Linked DNA regions of Homo sapiens: region 1 is linked to region 2. The links are chromatin loops, found by intact Hi-C in ENCODE. Cell type or tissue: breast epithelium. All regions are shown on one strand. Links, peaks and the distances in the headings refer to the core of each region. The heading gives the core; the rest is flanking DNA. Region 1 overlaps TRIM9 (tripartite motif containing 9). Region 2 overlaps FRMD6 (FERM domain containing 6).

Evidence for each region. Hi-C counts contacts between places; a loop is a spot of excess contacts. Peaks named below come from ENCODE experiments on the same cell type or tissue, not always from the same donor. Only the 100,000 strongest peaks of a DNase experiment are listed, where the experiment ranks them.
Region 1: a loop joins it to region 2, with 24 times the contacts of the local background. A loop is called at or near these places in 8 of 110 quality-filtered maps.

The regions. Positions count from the first base shown.
Region 1 is chr14:51,085,882-51,088,706 of GRCh38, reverse strand. The region is part of intron 1 of TRIM9 (tripartite motif containing 9); the gene reads left to right. Among named protein-coding and RNA genes, the nearest start is that of TRIM9, 7.8 kb to the left of the region's middle. In breast epithelium, for the core only: no CTCF peak of the experiment used is centred there; a DNase peak (open chromatin) is centred at 1,625.
Region 2 is chr14:51,661,335-51,664,159 of GRCh38, reverse strand. All of the region lies in intron 1 of FRMD6 (FERM domain containing 6), which reads right to left. Among named protein-coding and RNA genes, the nearest start is that of FRMD6, 11 kb to the right of the region's middle. In breast epithelium, for the core only: no CTCF peak of the experiment used is centred there; no DNase peak of the experiment used is centred there; H3K27ac peaks cover 66 bases.

The sequences.
Region 1 (2,825 bases), core at 164-2,663, 580 kb after region 2:
CAGTTATTTTTATTGTGAGGTTTTTCACAAAGAGGCCGAAGAGATTTTTTTTTTTTTTTACCAACTCGAAATTACTCCATGTATGTAGTGATGACACTTTTAAGAACATTAGGCCAGACAGGGAGGTCCTGAAATCGAACTTCTGCCAATAATTGATTTGTTTGTTTTCAAAGGCAAGAAAACCTCTGAAGATATGTATGAGCACTCCACAATTCTTTTTGTTTTATCTATACTCTAGGTCAGCATTTCTCAAACTCTGCTCCCACGAGTTTTCCATAGTTAAATAAGTTTGAGACTCTCCATTCTGAACAGGCTGCAGGTAGTTCACATTGTATATTGTATCAATATGCCTATGTATACACATCCTGCAACAAACAAAGCCACTTGATTCAATGTAGCATTTTCCAAATTTGTCTAACTTTGGAAACTCTGTTAGAGTGCCACACAAGTTTGGAGAACACTAGTTCAGGTAGTTATTAGTGAATAAGTTAGTAAGTAATTGTTATTCATTTCTTGTCTATGTAGATTAGAATACCTAAAACTATGCCTGCAGCAAACCTATCCTTAAATCTTAAATCTTGCATTAATTCTTAAAGCAAATGTTAAAAGTTAAATTTATTTTATTTTTTAAACATTAAAAGTCAAAGAGGTAAAAATAATTAACATAAGTTTTGTAGTATTTATATGTATGGACTGGAATACATGTTGTCCCCCTTTCTATTGTAAATAACTCAAAAAATGATTTTAGGCATGAGGAATATTAATGTAATATAATTTTAAAAACCACCACTTCATTCTACTTTAGACTACTTTTAGGTTTTGTATACATGATACCAAATGACTGGTCTAATTGAGTTTTTCATTAATCTGTGGTATACAAAAATAGATTGTTTTAAAGATACTTTTGATGAGCAGAAAAAGACAATATGAAAAGCTTAAAACTTTAATATTGCTCTGGGGACAACATAGCATAACAACTTATGAAGTAAATGCTTGTTTAATGCATTCCAGGTTTTGCTAATATTTTTATATTGACATTTTGGGTCAATTTTTAACCTTAGAACAAGAGTTATCTATAAAATGGCCACCACAGTGTACCTACACTATCAGAGACCATCTAGGTTTTGTTAAGCAGCATATCTAATTCAGCCCAAAGGACATCTCAAAGCCAAGATCATTCCCCTGGGGTGTTCTCACAACCCTAAACTGGGCCCCTATCCTAAACTGAGACCTAACTCCAAGTGAGATTACCCAAGAAACCTAAGCAAAATATATCTAACAGCAGGTTTTCTTTTTTCTAACTGCATCTGTGTCAGGGAAATCATCATGACATCATTTCACTTTTGTTTGGCCCTGGTTTTGCCTTCTTTTTAAACTATCCAGGCCTAAAGTGCAGCATGTTGGCCATGGGTCTAGTCACAATCCCATCTGCCTGCTTAGCTATCTTCTCCTTGACACCCTCTGACTTTCTCCATAGAGCCCCTCCCTTCCTGTCCACTACGCTTGCCCTCCCCCAGTTTCTTAGACCAAACCTTCAGATCACCAGACCAACTAACCTGGCCACACCCAGTTGAGATGAGTCAGCCTCCACAGCTGTGGACCAGACCAGCCTGCCAACCGGGAACCTGATGCTGCTACCCCACCTACCAGAGTTACACCTGCACCAGCAGTGCCCGCCACCTCCCCCCACCCCAGCTGTGTTTAATTGCAGACACTTTTTTATTAAATAACTGTAGAGAGGGAGTTTTCTTCATTTTGGCTGATTCATTTTAAGCTGCAAAAGCAAGAAAACTTTTTTTGAGTGTCTAGTCATGAATAAATAAACATCATTTACTTTTCCCCCCTCCTCAACACGCCTGTCTCAAGAAACTCATCCACTCCGTGGTTTCAATTCCTGCTTGTACCTGATTGTCTGAAACAGATCTGGTCATTTCAGTCCCCTTCCTCTTCACAGTTTGGTCCCAGACTCTCTTCCCAGCCCTGTCACCTGTTCAGCTCACCCTCCTCCATAGCGTCCATATCTGTATTCTAACCCTGAGCATCCTCCCACTGTATTATAATTGCTTCTGTGAGAAATCTTCCACTGAACCCTAATAACTCAATTCCATAGACTGTTTCTTATCTATCTTCTTTTACTCCGTTTCTGTACTTAGTAGAAGTTAGATAAAGGTTGGTTCAATGAAGAAAATAATCAGTAGAGGAAGACTAATAACTAGCAATATAACCCGGTATTTTAAATTTCTCAAATTAGCCTGACAGTAATCATTAAATTTGAAAGCCTGTATTTTATACTTTTTGCTAAAATGTACTGGGCACTTACTACATGCAGGCACTGCTCTAAAGATTTTTACAGCATTTTCTCATTTAATCTTCATAATCCACACATCTTCCTGTGAGAAAACTGGAACACAGGAAGATTATGAAGTCACACCCGTTGTAATTGGCAGGGTCAGAGTTTGAATCCTGGCTGTCTGACTCTACAACTCACATGTTTAACTGCTGTTCTGTTCTACTTTCTGATAAGCCCAGGAAGCATACCTATAAAGCACAGTTTTATGAACTTACAAACTTCAATGACATAACAAATAGCTGGACTCCTTTAGTTCTCGTATATGAAAATTACTGAGAAATTGAGTCATTTTTCTCCTAAGATTCCTTGTGACAAAATAAATTTAGAAAAGAAATTGTGGTGCATGAGGAAAGAGGTGACAAGTATGTTGAATATTCCACAGACCAGATCATCGGAGGTATAGGCCTAATTACCTTACCTATATAATTACCTTACCTGACAGAGATGGGGTTCATCCTGCTTCTCTGTCAGAACT
Region 2 (2,825 bases), core at 223-2,722:
GGGCACTATGCTGTGTGGCCTAGTCAGATCAAACCTATCACCATTGCTGAAAAAGAAGCCACCTCAAAGCACATGTCTCACCTTTCATGAAAAAGGACTGCTATGGTTTGAATGTGTCCCCCAAAAGTTCATGTGTTGGAAACTTAATCCCCGATGCAATAGCATTGGGAGATGGGGCCTAACAAGAGGTGACTGAGTCATAAGGGTCAAGTCCTTATGAGTGGATTAACGTAGTTATCACAAGAGCAGGTTGTTATAAAAACTAGTCCAGCCCCTTGTGCTTTCTGTCTTGCCCTTGCTTCCGCATTCCACCATGGGATGACCTGGGCCAGATGCTGGTGCCGTGCTCTTGGACTTCAGGGCCCCCAAACCATAAGCTAAATGAACTTCCTTTTTTTAAAATTTAACTTTTATTTTAAATTCAAGGGTATGAGTACAGGTTTGTTATATAGATAAACTTGTGTCATGGGGGTTTGCTGTACAGATTATTTTGTCACCCAGGTATTAAGCCATTAATTATTTTTCCTGATCCTCTCCCTCCTCCCAACCTCCATCCTCTGGTAAGCCCCAGTGTATGTCCCCTCTATGTGTCCATGTGTCCTCATCATTAAGCTCCCACATAAGTGAGAACATGCAGTATTTCTGTTTCTGCATTAGTTTGCTGAGGATTAATGGCCTCCAGCTCCATCCATGTTACCTCAAAGGACATGATCGCATTCTTTTTTATGGCAACATAGTATTCCATGATATATATGTACCACATTTTCTTTATCCAGTCTACCACTGATAGGCATTTAGCTTGATTCTATGTCTTTGCTATTGTGAATAGTGTAGCAATGAACATATGCATGCATGTGTCTTTGTAATAGAATGATTTATATTCCTTTGGGTATATACCCAGTAGGGATTGCTGAGTCTAACTGTATTTCTGTTTTTAGGTCTTTGAGGAATCACCACACTGTCTTCCACAATGGTGGAACTAATTTACACTCCCACAAACAGTGTATAAGCATTCCTTTTCCTCCACAACCTTGCCAGCATCTGTTATTTTTTTAACATTTTAATAGCCATTCTGACTGGTGTGAGATGGTATCTCGCTGTGGTTTTGATTTGCTTTCTCCAGTATCAATGACAAGCTTTTTTTTCATATGATTGTTTGCTGCATCCATGTCTTCTTTTCAAGTGTCTGTTCATGTCATTTGCCCACATTTTAATGGATTTTTTTTCTAGTAAATTTAAGTTCCTTATAGATGCTGCATATTAGACCTTTGTCAGTACATACTTTGCAAATATTTTCTTCCATTCTGTAGGTTGTCTGTTCACTCTGTTGACAGTTTCCTTTGCTGTTTACTTTAATTAGATCCCATTTGTCCATTTTTGCCTTTGTTGCAATTGCTTTTGCTGTCTTCATCAGTAAATGTTTGCCATTTTTATGTCCAGAACGGTATTGCCTAGGTTGTCTTCCAGGGTTTTTAGTTTGGGGCTTTACATTTAAGCTTTTAATCCATTTTGAGTTAATTTTTGTATATGGTATAAGGAGGCAGTCCAATTTCAATCTTGTGTATATGGCTAGCCAATTATCCCAGCACCATTCAATGCATAGGGAATTCTTTCCCCATTGCTTGTTTTGTCAGGTTTGTCACAAATCAGACAGCTGCAGGTGTGTGGCCTTATTTCTGGGCTCTCTATTCTGTTCCACTGCTCTATGTGTCTGTTTTTGTACCAGTATCATGCTGTTTTGGTCACTGTTGCTCTAATAATTTGAAGATGGTACCATGTTGCCTCCAGCTTTGTTCTTTTTGCTTAGGATTGCCTTGGCTATTCAAGCTCTTTTTTTTGGTCCCATGTGAATTTGTAAATAGTTTTTTTCTAGTTCTGTAAAGAATGTCAATAGTAAACTTCCATTCTTTATGGACAGAATACCTTATGTGTGGTACTCCATTATAGTATCAAAAAACAATCTAAGACAAGGATCAATAGATTGAATTAAAGAACACATCTTTACTAGAAATGAAAAAGTCTTTAAACAAAGTATGAGTATTTTCAAGATATAGTTCTCATCCAAAGACATTTAACAAAGAACTAAAAAACTGCATAGAACCGTTTCTCTATTTCAAAATATACAAACTACAATCTATATACTAGAGCCCTACCCCTACCAATAATAACTAGGGAAAAGCTCAAAGGCTCCCTAACCCTGACAAAGCCTGCTGAAGATATGCACGGCCTCCAACATTCCCATTTCCAAAGTCCCACTGCACATCCTACCAGGCATATTAAAATGTACCCACATCAATATTGAATATTTGTAATATACAAAACTGAATTACAAGTAATAGTTATCTTTCATAAATTTTTTATTCTCTTTGAACCCACTCCAATAAGGTTTTCATCTCCACTTCTCCAGTGACACAGCTCTTGTCATCATCACCAATGACTCCCCAGGTTGCTAAATCCAATGAGCAACTCTCAGTCTTCACCCTGCTTGACTTCTCAGCAACATGTGAGCTAACTGATCCACTCTTCTGCTGGAGATATTTTCTTTGACTACAAGGACATTTTTCTAATTTTCTTCCTATCCTCTGCTTGCTCCTTTTTAATTTTCTTTTACTGATTCCTCCTTATCAACACAACCTCTAAAAGATGAAGCATCCAGGTTTAGCCCAAGACCATCAACGCAATTAGAAAAACAACTCATAGTTCATTCTTCCATTGTGTAGATCAATAGAGTTCACAATATCTTCTAGTGATAACATTGTTACTCAAGGAATGGAGACACTTAATTGGGTTCACTATGTTGGAAAAACGTGCATAATTACTTTGGC